2 separate regions of the Homo sapiens genome follow, and region 2 is linked to region 1. A link is a loop called in an ENCODE intact Hi-C map of the cell type or tissue named here. Cell type or tissue: MCF 10A. All regions are shown on one strand. Each heading gives the region's core, and the rest is flanking DNA. Links, peaks and the distances in the headings are about the cores only. Region 1 has its middle 100 kb from the start of LINC00158. Region 2 has its middle 61 kb from the start of LINC00158.

Evidence for each region. A loop is a pair of places that touch in the nucleus more often than their neighbours do. Peaks named below come from ENCODE experiments on the same cell type or tissue, not always from the same donor. Only the 100,000 strongest peaks of a DNase experiment are listed, where the experiment ranks them.
Region 2: it touches region 1 in a loop (2.4-fold over the local background); 3 of 110 quality-filtered maps call a loop at or near these places.

The regions. Positions count from the first base shown.
Region 1 is chr21:25,324,589-25,332,936 of GRCh38, forward strand. No RefSeq gene overlaps it. Among named protein-coding and RNA genes, the nearest start is that of LINC00158, 100 kb to the right of the region's middle. RefSeq lists an enhancer at 4,517-5,716. In MCF 10A, for the core only: no CTCF peak of the experiment used is centred there; a DNase peak (open chromatin) is centred at 4,833.
Region 2 is chr21:25,366,058-25,374,405 of GRCh38, forward strand. No RefSeq gene overlaps it. Among named protein-coding and RNA genes, the nearest start is that of LINC00158, 61 kb to the right of the region's middle. In MCF 10A, for the core only: no CTCF peak of the experiment used is centred there; a DNase peak (open chromatin) is centred at 4,404.

The DNA.
Region 1 (8,348 bases), core at 283-8,282:
ACACATTACAGAGAAGGAGAGTAATTCAATGTTATGGAATTGTGGAAGCCAAAAGCAAATAGAATGAAGTCTTCAAAGTGTTCACAGAAAAAAAGCCTGTCAACTAGAATTCTACATCCAATGAAAATATAGTTCAAAAATAAAGGCAGAACTTAACAAAGAATGAAATCCTGCCATTTGTAACAACATGGATGGGCCTGGAGGGCATTATGCTAAGTGAAATAAACCAGACATAGAAAGACAAATACCGCATGATCTCATTTATACATGGAATCTACAACAGTCTAACACAGAGAAGCAGAGAGTAGAATTGTGGTTGCCAGGGGCTCGGGGAAGGAGGAAATGAGGCAGTGTTGATCCAAAGGTAAAAAGTTCCATTCACGCGAAAGAAAAAAGTTCTGGAGATCTACCATAAAACGCAGGGTCTATGATTAACAAACGGTATTGTATTATATTCTTAAAATGTGCTAAGAGGATAGATCTTATGTAACCTTATTACAAAAGGGGAAAAAGAAAACAAAGTGGGCAGATGGAAACTTTGGAGTTGATGTATAAGTTTATGGCATTGTTGGTGATGATATTTGATGGTTTTACAAGTGTGTCCTTATCTCCAAACAATCAAGTTTTATATATTAAATATCTATAGCTTTTCATATGGCAATCGTACCTCAGTAAGTCATTTTTAAAAAAGAATAAAGGCAGAATAAAAACATTTTATAGAAAATAAAAGATTATTGCCAGCAGATCTGTTAAGAAATGACAAAGGAAGGTTCAGAATGAAAGGAAATGAAACCATATGGAAACTCAAACGCTGAGAAAGGAATATAGAACATGGGAAATGGTATCTGGGTTAACGAAAAAAGTTTGTTTTGCTTTATTTCTCTTAATTTCTTTATAATACATATAATTGCTTAAACCAAACATTATAATATTTTCTTAAAGGATTTATAACATGTTAAAATGCAATATATATAACAACTACAGAATAAAAACTGGGGAGGGAGTCTGATATGGACCTATATGATTTCAAGGTTTCCACATTATGTAAAGTAACATTAACTGTAAGTAGATTGTTAAGGATATATATTGTAACCTCTATTTCCACCACTTAAAAAGTGACAGAAGACACATAGCTGGAAGGTCAACAGAAAAATCAAAATGGATTTCTGACATTTCTAAATAATAAAAAGGCAGGAAAAAATAGAAGGAAAAACAAAGTAGATAAATAAAAAAAATAAAGTAGCTGTATTAATGCCATATAACAGAGATTTCAAGTCAAAAGTTATTACTAGTGACAAAGAAGCTATTTCATAGAAGTAAAAGGATCAATTCATTAAAAAGACATGATTAAAAAGTGTATGTTTTTAATATCACAGCAGGAACATACAAAAGTGAAATTTAACAAATTAAAGGGAGACATAGACAAATCCACAGAGTTGGCGATTTGTTAAATTTCTCTGTTAGCAATTGATAGATCAGCTAGAAATCAGCAAAGATACCGAAGATATGACTAACACTCTCAAGCATATTGACCAGAATATTTGTGGCTAAATTTACATTTTCAGGATAAAGGATGATATATCAGAATCAGGTCTTAATGGTGGTCATATTAATTTGTAATTGTTTATTTCTAAGTATATCAATAGATTATATATTTCTACTCTAGTATTTCAAAAGCATCCAAAGCATTTTCAAGAATTAGAAATTGTCCATTCTAACAAATGAAGCATAGATGATACCATAACTGTCATTCCACATATTACAGAGAGCAGTTTGGAATGTGCGCTCTGAGGCCAAGTGTACTTAAGTTAAGTCCCATCTCTGGCCCTTCTTAGTTACACAGCTTGGGTGTATCACTTAATCTCCCATGATTCTTCACTTTCTCTTCTGAAAATGGAGATAATGATAGCCTCTATCTCACAGAGTTAAGCAAGAATATTAAAATCAAACTGTTATCGTGGTCACTGTGTCATTATCAAAAATGGAAGCCAAATTTGCTTTGCATCTCAGTAAATAAATGAATTTTCGTTTGAAAAGTGCAAATAAATCAAACTTGAGATGATCACAAGGAGCCTCTTAACACTGTTGAAACCACTGGAGGTTTATCCTGCAAAGCTATTTAGATTAAATCTGAAAAGTTCAAATCTTTACACCAAAGCTGAACCCCATATGGTTCAGGAGTCTTTGCCTGAAAATACATATGCTTAAGTAGAGTTTTCAATTTGTTTCTTTTTGAAATTCGTACAGTTTCCCCTCAATTGCACCCAAATGTTTTTCATTTCCTTCTCCAGGTTGACAAAGAATATTGATTTTGGTCATAACAGAATTCTCTCCAGAGAGGTCAGAGAGGTTCTTGTTGATACTGTCTGATTTAAATTTCATTTAAGCTGCTTGTTTTTTTAGGCATTAAATAAAAGAAATTATCTATAGCCAGGAAGAGGGTGTAAAAAGGTGACACAAGTTAAGACCACCTGCCTCCTGACAGAACTGAAGTTTAAAGTGGATTTTTTCTTTGAGTAGACTTTCAATCAAGTAATATCCAGTTTTAAAATAACTTATCCAAAATCTTTGATATTTTTCATTATGTTTTCCAAAATTGACAAACGTTAGAGTATAAGAGTTTAGGTAGAATTATTTAGAGTTAGAGTTAGGTACAATTATTTAGACTTAGAGTACAAAAGTTAGAGTACAAAAGTTAGAATACAAAAGTTTAGGTACAATTATTTCCTTTGATACTAATTCAAAAAGTCTTCTTGAATAAGATACGTTTTGTTAACATTTTTCTTTTCTAGTGTTTTCTTATTGTAATGCACTCATGAAAGAGAAATATTCAACTTAAACTTTCAGAGGAAAAAAAAGCTTAAACAAATATGATCAATCTTTATGTGTGTCAAGAAGCCTCTTAAAATTACCTTTAAGCCATATGAAAAAGACGAACTATACAAATACTTGTTTCTCATTTCAAATAAACTTGTTTAACAAACTCATTTTATTGTTTATTTTCTCAATCATGATGTTTGATTGATTTAATTTGCATGTCCATTTCATAAAGCATGAGTGTTCATACTGAAACAATGCTTACCAAGGACAAAGAGCATTTTCTCATCATAACTGGTGAACTCCCACCATAAAGCCAAAAATGAAGGAAACTGAGATCTAAAAATCAGGTATCATTAAAATAATAACAGAGTAAGAGAGCTTCCTATGATATGTAAAAATGTAACATACTTTTTTCTTAAAATTACTTTAAAAATACTCCTGGCTGGGCACGGTGACTCACGCCTGTAATCCCAGCACTTTGCGAGGCCGAGGCAGTGAATCATGAAATTAGGAGTTCAAGACCAGCCTGGCCAATATGGTGAAACCCCGTCTCTATTAAAAATACAAAAAATTAGCTGGGCATAGTGGTGGGCGCCTGTAATCCCATCTACTCAGGAGGCTGAACCAGGAGAATCACTTGAACCTGGGGGCGGAGGTTGCAGTGAGCTGCCGCGCCGCTGCACTGCAGCCCGGGCAACGGAGCGAGACTCCGTCTCAAAAAAAAAAAAAAAAAACTCGTATTTCAACATCAAACATGTCATGTATTAGCTTTCAGGGAAATGGTTGTGTTGAAGATGAAGGTTCAGCTTCACTTACAATGGCAGAGTTTGGTGTCTATGCAAAATGCCACATAGATTTGTCTTTTTAAATAATTTCAAAACTGTTTACGATTTGATTTGTACTGCCATCTAAATCCATAGCAATTATTCCACAATCAATTATAATAATGAAAGAAAACTGTGAAATGTAGATGAACATGAACATAGCTTCAAATGCTGTAGGTAATTACAGAAACTACGTAAGTGAAGATAAAATGCTTCTGCTGTCATTTACTCATGATTAGCTATTAAAACATCCCGCTAGGTGTTACCCAAATATTGCAATGGGTACTTGCCAAGTCAAGACTAAGCTATCTCTAATAGTGGCTCACATATGTTAATAAAAAGCCTAAGAGTAAAACCTACACTTGTAAACTGAAAGGGATTTATATTTTATTTCAGTGTGTAGTATATATTAATATTAATTTATGTTAATTATTAATATGTTAATTTAAGAAGGCAAAGAAAAGTTACCATTTACTAAGAATTTTATTAAATCTTAGTTCTCCTTAAATGAGAAAGGATGTCAAATAGCCATGCTGAATTACTTTAAAGTAAAAGACTCATCTCCCTGCACCAGTAATGTACTTTGTTCCATCCTAGATTTCACAGGCTAAACTGATTAGCAGCTCACCAGGAACTGTGAGAATTATTCAAAAGAACTAGAAGAGAGAAAACTCGATGTTGTGAGAAGGTCACATAAAGAACAATGAATTATACTTAGGAACTTTGCATCCTAGAGCTCATAAAATGAAAAAAAACTCCATTGCTTTTTCTCTCAGCTCAGTGAGGGGGATACTTTATCAAACATTTCTGAAAGTAAGACATCCTGCTGGCTTTATTTTATTAAACAAGGAATAAAACACATTGCTTTATTAGAGTTGTTTCAAGAATGCATCAAAGCTGTGGGCTCTCAAGACAGAAATCAAAGACTAAAAAAAAAATCGCATCTGCTGTATATTCCCCCAAAAAATATATTTGACTATAATTAATGTAGAATTGAAAGACAACTTGTAGAAATATGAAGAAATCACGTGCCAAAGTGATTATACATTTAACTTTCCCATAACCATAACATCATGATATCCTGGCCATGGAGAAGTTTATCTTCCTCATTATATAATGGTATGATAATTGTTGAGAAATAACATCTGGGAAATTTAAGAGCTCTCAATGAATCATATACTCAATCTGGGTGACTTTTCCCATTGGAATTTATCAGATTACACCTATATCTGAATCATCATTTTATTCAGCTGGGTTACAAATGTGACTTCAAGCAAGAATGATTTCAGTCCCATTTTCTCTCTGAAAAAGTAAAGAGTTCTGAGCAGGCAGCAGATCACACATCGGGCTGTGTGCTGCTCTGAAGACTTGGAGAGACTGCCAGATTGTGGGTCCCAGAGGCAAAATTAATTCACTCCCACAGCCATGGCTGCTCAAGTATTTCCCTGGCTTGTGGTCCTGCCTAGTCTCTTCCCAATCCCACCCTGGTGAGGCTGAAGCCATGTGTGGGGATTCTCATCTCCCATTTTGTTAGCTCATCTCTATCAGACATATTTTTCAATTTGGCATATAAAAAGATAATAAAATAAAAAGAGAAATAAGTAGTTCATACTTTTTACCTCTATCTCTGTAACCTTAGGACAGTGATCATGGTATGGTTATAAATACTCCATTAGTAGGCCAGGCAATGCAATGTCACAGTGAAGAATATATGCTCTGAATTTACACAGATCTTAGAATCTTCTCTGTCACTTACCAACTATATTTGAAGCAAGTACATTAACTGCTCTGTGCTCAGTTTCTTAACTTGCAAAATGAGGATAATGAGGGTACCTAATTTAAAGTGTTGAGAGTTAAATGAGAATGTTAGTAAAATTCTAAAAAGAATGTTTGCACACACTAAATGTTCAATAAATGTTAGTCATTATTATCATTATTATTAATTATTATGATAATGATAGTCAAAGGCTAATATATGAATATCAATATTACTAGGTAGGAAACTGAGGTTAAAAGTCTTCAAGAAAAAGTCAATGTGTCAAGGAGATGACTGAGAAAAAGAAATACAACAATAATGGGGACAGAAACAAAGAAAAAAGAAAGAAAAACTGTAAGAAAGGTCATAGGTTACATGGCTAAAAATATTCCAACTCAAAAATTTCAGTTACAGTTCTTAGATTTCCACTCTGAGGCCAAAACATACCAACCAACTCTTCGGATAGTCGATCCACTCAGTTATTCAGCACACAGCCACTTCATCTTGTTTAAGGCCATCAAAAGAATGAGCTAGAGGGATTAGAATCTAAAGTAGAGCACTGCCTCTTGTGAATTACATTCAGAGGAATAAGAACCATGGAAGAGTAGGCATGGATTGACAAGACCTTCTGGCCAAATGAAAACCCTGAGTAGAAAAAAAGAGTAACAGTACAAAAATAAATAAATAAAATTTTAAAGAAGTTGAAGAGAGTGAAAACAAAAACAAATAAGCAAACAAGGTCAGAGGGACAGGGCAAAAGATCACAGTGTCCCCCCTGGTATTCTGTTGTTTGAAGAATTGAAGACAAGCAGGTTGCATCAGAAAGGGGAGAGTATTTTTTTCCCACGAAGTATAATAAATGCCTCAAACTTCTGGGCTCAAGCGATCCACTTGCCTCAGCCTTGCAAGTAGCTGTCATTCTGAGGGGCTTCAAAAAACAAAGAAAGTGTGACCTATCTACTCAACACTACCAACTAACTCTTCCTTAGACTCAGACTCCAACAATCAAAAAGTAGGCTGATACAACTTCTGCTAAATTTATCTGCTCCTACTGCTCCCATGATAATGTCTTCTATGTTATACTTTCTTTAATTTTCACCACTGATTCATTGCCTTTATTCATAAACTTACTACTACCTGATATTAAAAAATGAATATGTATTTACAAATCAAATAAGTTCAATTAAAGAGTATAATGACTACATGTCATATGCCAATGTTGAACTATGGATGTTTCAACACTTCAAATGGGCCAGCAGCCTCTACATAGCCTCAAACACCTTTAGCAGATGAACTTTAAAACCCACTAGGAAGTAGAGATGAGTCCTGATTTGGACTGTGCACTTTCCCTTTTGAACAACAGCACTGAATTCAGGCTTGTGAACAATACCTGCCAGCAAAGTCATGAGCTAGTAGCCAACTGAAGTCCTATCTTTGGGCCCCACTGAATCATGAGGGAGGCACAGAATGTTCTATATCCCATTAGCCACATGGGCTATTTCAAGTGCAGAAGCAACAAAGGGTATGTGGCAAACACAACCTCAAAAATGCATCCAACCAGTTATGCCAATAACAAACTATCACAAATCTCAACTGCTATCTCTGCAAATTCAATAGACTGACTCTAGTCACACAATCCAGCAATGAATGATTCCGTCAGCATGGTAACAACAATGCCTTAAATTTGTAAAGCTCTTCATGGTAACTCATTTTCCCAAATCTCCTTTGATTCTCATTCTTGAGATGACATGTAAGCAGTGAAGCTTTTCTTAAACTTCTAAATTCATTATTTCCTTATTTAATTTTCATTCCAACTTGGAGTTTTACAAAACCATATGGTCATCTCAATCCAAGGTAGCTAGCATTAGCCTATGCCTCAAGTTACGATTGACAATAATTTGCTTCATGTCAGATTTCACTTCACTAAAGCAGGACTACAAAGAGCTATATTTACTATATGACCAGAAAAATTTAAAGTCATTGCAACCTTTAAAAAATTATAGTTATGATGGCTGGGCACGGTGGCTCACGCCTGTAATCCCAGCACTTTGGGAGGCTGAGGCAGGCGGATCACGAGGTCAGGAGATCGAGACCATCCTGGCTAACACGGTGAAACTCCGTCTCTACTAAAAATACAAAAAAACAAAAAATTAGCCAGGCATGGTGGCGGGTGCCTGTAGTCCCAGCTACTCACGAGGCTGAGGTGGGAGAATGGCGTGAACCCGGGAGGGAGAGCTTGCAGTAAGCCAAGATCACTCCACTGCACTCCAGCCTGGGCAACAGAGTGAGGCTCCATCTCTAAATATATATATATATATATAGTTATGATAATAAGTGATGCTTCAGTGGCATAAAAAGGATCTTCTCTGCATATTCCTTTCAGAGATGAAGTTTTATTTATTTGCATCTGAAAACTTAATGGGTTTATTTCAAGCTGTCCCATATTTTGGCCAAATATTATTTTCTACATCACTGTGATGTTTGAAAACAATAAGCATATTATCTCAAACCATTTTACATTTAATGACACTAAGAAACAAGTAAAGAAATGCTGAAATCTTGAACTAGGATCATGTTCATTACAAAAATGTCAATCACTGGGTGAAAAGTGTGGTTCTCCAGGCAGATGTTTAGAACCCTCAACAGAATGAACTTTTAGGACAGGATTTTGGACAACTTTGTGTCTTTACATCAACCATTGAGTATGAAAACATCTATTGACCTATAGCCTAACTTGGAAATACAAGAGTTCACACAAATATACGACCCCGGTAAGTTGGATAGGCTTGAAAGCTTAGGAGGCAAAATAAATAAAATGGAGTAATTATAGGGACAAATGCTTTATCTCCCACTGCCAACCAAAAACAAATTTATAAATTGTAGGAGGAAATGTCAATTAAGGTAGTGTCTATCTCCCACTCTGCACATAGTTTTTTATACAACAATGA
Region 2 (8,348 bases), core at 312-8,311, 41 kb after region 1:
TTAGGGACCATCTGTGATTATTTATGAACCAAAAGAAACAAAGTGTTTCATAAACTATACAGACAAAGTCTGCTTTTGGTCTATATTTTTTTATGAGAACACCATGACTAATCTGACAGAATATGCAGTATAAGAAGTATTTTCTTATAGTTATTTCTACTATTCTTTTCTTTCTCATGAAAGGACTCACTGAAATTGTGCAGGATGGATGGAATCCCTGCCACTAAACTCCTACACATCAAAAACAAACGTGTAATTCAGTAAAATGGAAGCTGGTGAGTCTGTGCTTCCTGCCAACCCCAGGGAAGATCCAAGTTTCTTTTGTGATACTGTACAACTCACTGCTTCTTCAGGAGGTATCATCAACAGAGGTCTTGTGCACTCTGAAAATAAGAATGCCAGCCCAGAGTCACAGCAGGCTTTTTCTTTCCAGAATTTCTACCTCAAGAACAGACTCATGAGGACCACAGCGGTCTTGGTAAGAGACCTCTTCTTTTGGAAAAAACTCATACCTTGGTTTTATACACTGTACTAGCCTCTCATGGGGTTCTGTTATCTACATCCCCTCTCAAAGGCTATCTTCCATTACATAGTTAACCCTGGACCCCGAGTCTAGACTGAACTGTGAGTCCTCAAATTTTGTTTTCATGTCCACCGATAAGCCCTATCTGTCTAGACTACACAGCTATGAAATACTACAAAAATCTCAGTCAATTTCCAAATCTTGAACACAAATCTATTCCATGCAACTCATGTGTCATGCATATTTTACTGTATTCTTATCCTCTGAAAGTTAGTTGTGTTTTAAAACACGTAGGAAAATTCTCTCTTAACCAAATTATTTTAGCAAAATATTATACACATATTTGCAAACATTGCACACATTTATGCTGCTTAAACAGTGACTGACTAATAAGCAAGAACTAGAGTAGACTCTATCCAGCCAGCCAAACGCCAGCTCTCCCTAAGTGCTCTGCTTGTGGCTCTGTCCACCTTCTGACTCTGCTGTCTCTACTCTTTATCATACGTCTTCTAGTTTTCCGGAGAGAGATGTTCTAGATATGTACCTTCTGATTTAAGAAAAAAGCACCTCTATCTCTGCCAATTGTAAAAATTGACAGCAATATATCATATCCATCATTGTTATAAAAATACTGTGTATATCAAAATATACTACTCCCCTTTGTTATGCTGATGATATCTGGTTGCCCTCTATAAAGGGACAAGGGTTTCTATAACCACAAGCCTGCTTCGCCACATGCCCCTCTTCCTTGAATAAGAAAGGTTCAGACCATGAGTCGACTAGACCCCAACACTCAGTTGTCCCAAGAGGCATGATTGAGGGTAGAAGGAATAGCAGAGACAGCATATGCACAACCATTTTTAGAACTTTGGCAACAGGTAGTTTAGGTGAGCTTTTGAAAGGTGCATAGAGGCTCCCGCTCAGTCTTTCACCTGTGTCTCAGTATTATGAAGGCAATTCTGTTTGGTTTGTGTTTTGTTTTGGCAGTGCTACAAAGGACCTCAACACTTCCAGCCAAGGCAGGACCCCTCTAATGAAAAAATATTTGTCCTGAGGGCCCCCCTTGGGGTGGCAGAGACACTGATGTGTCAGTTGAGATTTATGACAATGATGTAAAGCAGAGAAAAGACCATGCAGGGTTGGCTCACAAAACTGTTGGTGGAGTTGGGGGGAAAGGACAGGCCACTGGGCTGCTGCCATTGCTAGGAGTGGGAGAAAGATTCAATCGAGAACTTATTGAGTGCCTACTATGTGGCAGGAACTTAACGGAAGTGATCATCTCCTAGTTCTTATGGTCACTTTTTGAAATGGTTACTACTATCCATATTTTATGGATCAAATTTTCCAAATATTTATTCACACCTTATGTGACATATACTGCACCATGAAGTTATCTGTCTTAAAAGTGAGAACTGGCTGGGCATGGTGGCTCATGCCTGTAATCCCAGCACTTTGGGAGGCTGAGGCGGGTGGATCACTTGAGGCCAGGAGTTCAAGACCAGCCTGGCCAACATGGTGAGACCTGTCTCTACTAAAAATACAAAAAAATTAGCCTGTCGTGGTAGTGCATGCTTGTGGTCCCAGCTACTTGGGAGGGTGAGGCAGGAGGATCACTTGAACCTGGGAGACTGGAGGTTGCTGTGAGCCAGGATTGCTCCACTGCACTCCAGCCTGGGTGACAGAGTGAGACTCTGTCTCAAAAAAAAAAAAAAAAAAAGTGAGAACTAACAATAAAATTCCTAGCCCCCAAGGATGGAATGAACCCCTCTCTTAGCCAATGGGACCCCAGGGAAATATTAAAAACTGAATTCCTAGCCATGATGGAATGGGAGTTCAAACATGTTTCATGATACCCTCCTTTTTGTGGTTTAGACATGAAAACTGACCAGCATTAACACTGAAACAGATCATAAGACTGATGGAACAGACTCTTTGTGGCAATAAGATACCAAATTATAAAGACCTAACACCATACCAGGCAAGGGTTAAGTCACACACCCCTACACTTAAAGAATAAATTCTGTTCTAACTGCCACCAGATTTCTTTTTCCATAGTGGCTAAACGAGCATCGGCCTCAAGATAAGCAATATTAAAAACAATTATAGCTCATCCACCACCAGACGCAGACTAACTCCCTGTTCCACAAGCCGTAACTATAGCTTTGATTGAACCAGAAGCTGATTTCAGTAACTTTCTTCTGATAAGAGGCCACTAACTATAGGATGGTTCTGGCCAGTTTACAGAGGCTGCATGCTAGAGTGCCTCGTTTTTTTCGCTTCACTTTTTTGACCCAATTGTAATGCATTTAAAGGTGAAGTCTCCACTCCCAACGTGAAATGGGACACATGTAACATGCATGTTTATTCAATATGCATGCATCAGGATCTTCTTTGTAAATATTCATAGCTTCTCCTATAACTGTTGAATATATATGTGTAGCCAACCTGTTTAGCGTAAAGCTCCTGCCCCAACCCCCCCTCCTATGCAGTGCCTGTTAACAGTCTCTGCTGGAGGCTACACTTCCCAGCCTGGCAGGATGGCTACCCTGCAGTCTGTAACCCTTTATAAAAAATAAAGTCTCCTTTCCAAAGTACATAGGCAATTGAAGTAGAATATAATAAGTGATATGAAGTATAGAGAAAATGATCACCTGTCTAGCTGGAGGATTGAGAGTAGGCTTCTAAGATAACATCCAAACTGACTCTTGAAGCATAAGAAACCCATTTTACCTGGGATTATCCAGTTGAAAAACCAAGGCAGGGGCAGCCAGGAAACTCCATGTACAAATTAGAGAAAACAAAGTTTAAGTCTCAGTTTCCTTATAAAAGTTAGGACCAGGATTTAAACTCAGCTTTGACTCCAAAGATTGTGTTTATTCTACTTCCACCAAAATTTAGAAAGGAAAATGGTAGTAGATGCATATACAACTGCCTCTCCATCCTTCACAGGTGTATCTAGAGCCAACTCTCACCACTGTGATTTTCCAGGACATGGTTTTCTTACCCTGTTGCTCCCATGAAGAACAAAATGCAGTTTGAACTAGTTGACAACAGTAACATAGAGAGTTCTGAAGTACTTTTTTGACTGCCAAAGCTCCCCTGATGGGAGTTGGCAGCAGAAATACTTTCTGGGTTAGACAATTACTGGTAGTAAAGAATCCCTGAAGGTTACACCTAACTCCAGTTATGCCATTACTTACACCGAATGTTGACCTACCCATGTATAATAGGCAGCAAAGAAATATTTTTTAGTTAGTGACTGAGAGCTCTTTTCATACAATATTATAGTTCTCATATTTTTAACAATTATTACTGATTGTTCTAATTTTAAATAGTTGTTTAAATTTCATAGAATAAAATATGTGTCACCTTGCCAGAATAACGAATATGGTTTTATGATTCAGTGTTTAGCTAATGCAAAATACCTCCTCGAGACTCACCCCAAATGTTTCAGGAAGGAATCCAAACAATTTTTATTAGGAAATGACAACATGTAACTAGAATGTAAAATTAAGGAACTTACAATAAAGCAAGCTTCAGTGCAATCACTTATTTCAGCAGTTGATGGATTCTATTAGCAGAGTCGTTTTGGCACTGGTTTCCAGGTGGAGCATGATTAATCATTACTCCTGCAAGGCACTCATTCATCATTACCCAAGTAAATAAATATTTTTACATCTTTAATTTTAATACCTAAATCAACCAGAAAGAAATTAGTCTATTTACTTGGGGGTGAGAGAACTCTGTAGAAATGAAGGTCTGTGTTGATTGACTAGGAAGGAATCCAGTACCACATCAGCAGCGTAGCCCAGGAATGGGAAGCAGAGATCACAGCTCTGACTCATGTTCGATATGAGGTGGCCCAGAGCTCCCAGTGTTTCTGAGGCTGACTCAGAACTCTGAGTAGGACTGTGGTGAGCCAACAGTCGCCATGGAATATGAACGAGACACATGGGTTTTGATGTGATGTGACCTCATGTGATGTGGTGTAGCTGGAAGGGCCTCCTGGCACAGTGCTGGGCCCAGACTTGGGGGTCAGGACCTGTCAGATGAATTAGCTTCTGAAAGAGTCAGCCATGCTGCCAGCAAACACTGTGGGTGGGCTTGGTATAGAGGATCGCCTGGTCAGTGGTTCTCAAACTCGAGCATGTCAGAATGAACTGGTCTGCTGGTTAAAAATGCAGATTTCAGACCAGGTGCAGTGGTTCACATCTGTACTCTCAGCACTTTGGGAGGCCGAGGCAGGTGGATCACTTGAGGCCAGGAGTAAGAGACCAGCCTGGGCAGCATAGTGAGACCCTGTCTGAACAAAAAAATTTAAAATAAATTAGCTGGGTATGGTGGTGCTTGCCTATAGTTCTAGCTACTTGGGAGACTGAGGCAGGAGGACCACTTGAACCTACGAATGAGGCATTACAATGAGCCGTAATCACACTACTGAACTGTAGCCTGGGTGAGAGTGAGAACATGTCTCAAAAAGAAATGAAGATTCTCTGGCCCAATCCCAGAAGTTCAGATTCAGTAAGATAGGGATGGAACTCAGAAATGCGCATTTTTAAAACTTACAGTGTAGGTTTCTGATGAGAAAGCATAGTCTAGGAGGTAATGAAATAAATAAGATAAATACCTTAAATTCTACCTGGCAGGATGAACAATAATATATAAAATCCAACAAATAAGGTTTCATGGCATAAGTACAAAGAAAGAAATTTGCCATTACCACCCTCTCACTCTGGCTACACTATAGGTAAGTGTAAGCGCCTCATATGTTGTTTCCAATTTTCAGAGGCTATTAAGAAATTACTAATAAGATCTTACATTTATATTTTAATTCAAAAATTTTCATTTACTTTAATATACCAGTTGAGTGCATAACAGGCAGTTCTCTTGTAGTGGAAAAGGTATCATATCAGATACTAAAGGAAAAAAACTGAATTCAAATCACAATTTCATTTCTGGCTAAATTTATCATATTGATATGTGATAAAGCAACTCAATTTCTTTGACTTAAATCTTGGAATAATATTACCTGTGGAGAATGATCGTTATAAGAATTAAGTGAAAAGCGTATAAAAGCTCTGATGATCGTACCTGGTATATAGAGAAATCTCTGAAATTTTTTTGTCTAGATGGATGAATGAACAAACACACACTTGAGTGGATGAGAAACTTTTTTGAAATTAAGTGAATGATGAAAATATTGGCAAACATGACATGTTAGCTTTCAATTTAGTGGCAAACATGATGAATTCTTTCATTATTTTAATTACCAATTACTTCCTTGTCTCAGTGTATTTTTACCCACTAGAATCACAAGTGACATCATTCCTTATTTTTATCCTGCTTTGCTTTGATTTCTTACATAGCCTTGATGTAAATCATTTAAAAATCCCATTTAAACCACAGACCAGCAGAGCCTGGCAGCCTTTGGATTTAGTGCTGTTGAACCATACAGGAAAACTAATTTGTTCCTTTGGTTTTCATTTTGTGCATCCTTCCCATCTTATTCACTACTTTTATTAATTTCTAGAGCATGGTCTGTGAGTAGCTCCACAGAAGTTCGCAATTACGTGGAGCTGTCTTCCATGTTAACTCTTCAAATGGCTTCATTTATAGGCACAGCTGTCTCATCTCGACTTCACTGGGAGAGAGGCAGAACTAGCATTTCCTGTCTCACAGCCCATTTATTTTCAGACACGTGTTGCAGCATACATTAAGTTCAATTTCTGTGGAGCTGTTATCAAGGTATAGAACCATGCACAGTTGGATGGCACCATTCCCTCCAAAAGGGACAAGAACGAATAATGTAGAAGAAATGGACAGACATAGGAAAAGGTAAATTTTCCAATCACTGACATCCAGCACATGCTGTGGAAAAGAACAGGCTGTGTGAATTAGAGGTGGATGGCACTTGTGTATTTATAAACAATTTCACACACATCATTTGATAGTCTATGCTATGACATAGGTATTATCATAGTCCTTATTTTAGAGATGAGAAAATGGAAGCACAACAGGGTTGTGTAAATTGCTCAAAGTCACACAGTTGGCAAACTGCATAGCAGAAATTGGAAATCACTTTTATCTAACACCAAATCCGAGATTTCTTCCAAAATGATCGTATTTCTCCATATTCAGATGTGACTCTAGGGTTAGCAGAATCCTTAGGTAGAAGGGAAGGGGAGGCATATCCAAGACAAATGCAGTTTTTCAAAGTCAACCTGCATAATCTGATTTAAACAAACCCCCCCCCCCGCCCATCACATTATGCTCAAAGGCATTCTGTGGGTCTTACCTTCTTAATTTATTGCTAGTCGGTAACCACAGGAGATTCACTTTTTCAGATGCTCACTGTTACCTTCTTTCTTTTGTCACAGTCAACTGACACTACCAAAGCCGTCAGTATTGGGGGATCATTGGCTTTAGCCTTACTTGGTTGAATTCCTTTGTACCTGAAGGGTCTGAAGTTCATTAGGTTGCAGCAATTGCTTTTTACAGAGGCATTGTTTCACACAATTGAAATTTTACTTAGTACATAATAGCATTTGCCTAAGTAAACTTTGAATAATCTCTAGTTCAAAGAATTCTACAGTTAAAATGCCCACACACACAACCCTCCCTCTTAAAATGGCTGGAATAGGTTCATTATTATATTTTAGTGCATGCAAACAACAGTTAAATGCCAAAATAGAAACATGTTCACCCAAAGGATGACATGCCCTGCATTCTTGTGTAAATCTCAAAGGATCTTGTTTACCTTCTTTTTTTGTGGTCTAGAAAGGTCCTTATATAAGTGAACTACAGACTTCTCTGTCCTCAGCTGAGACTCCTTTACTGAATGTTTGATTAAGCACCTTAAATACATTTTCCAGGTTCAAGAAACTGCTGAACACACCAGGTATAATGAGCTCAAGCATTGTGGGATCAAGATGAAACCTCAAACACATGGGAAATGCAACTAATGCTGACATCTGTAGCAAAGGAAATTCCTCCTGCTCCCCACCCCTCCTCCTCCTCCTCCCCCTCCTCCTCCCCCTCTCCCACCCCTCCTCCTCTCCCCACCCCTCCTCCTCCTCCTCCCACTCCTCCCCCTTCTCCTCCCCCTCCCTTCCTCCTCCTCCTCCCCATCCTCTTCCTACTCCCCCTCCCCTCCCCTCCTCCTCCTCCTCCTCTTCCCACTCCTTCTCCTCCCCCTCCCATTCCCCCTCCTCCTCCTCCTTCCCCTCCCCTTTCCCCTCCCCCTCCTTCCCCTCCCCTTTCCCCTCCCCCTCCTCTCCTCACACTACTACCTATGCCCAGAGTGGAGGATGCATTTTGGGACCTCTCACTTCCAGCCTCTCTCCCCACCCACTTCTGCTCCTCACCCACCACTTCTTAACTCCTCCACAAGAAAGAAGTTGCTGGTTGTCAGAAATGGAGATGATCGTAGGCACATTATACTAAGTACCTTAAGGAGTATCCACGAGAGCTCTCTGCTTTTTCCCCCTACTTTTAAGCAGACCCAGGCAAATCTGACTTTCCAGAATTCATTCTGTCTCTGTCAATCTCTTCCCTTTCTTTCCTTGTGAGCACGCAATCGAACACAGTAGTTCCTACTTACGTTCAAGGGGTACGTTCCAAACCCCTAAGCTTGAAACCACAGATAGCACAAACCTTGTATGCGTGATGCTTTTTCCTGTACGTATATATCTACAAAAATGTTTATTTTATAAATTAGGCACAATAAGAGTTTAACAACAATAACTAATAATCAATTATAACAACATGCCAGCCTCACTACTCTTGGCTTTGGGACCATTACGATGTAAAATAAGGGTTACTTGAA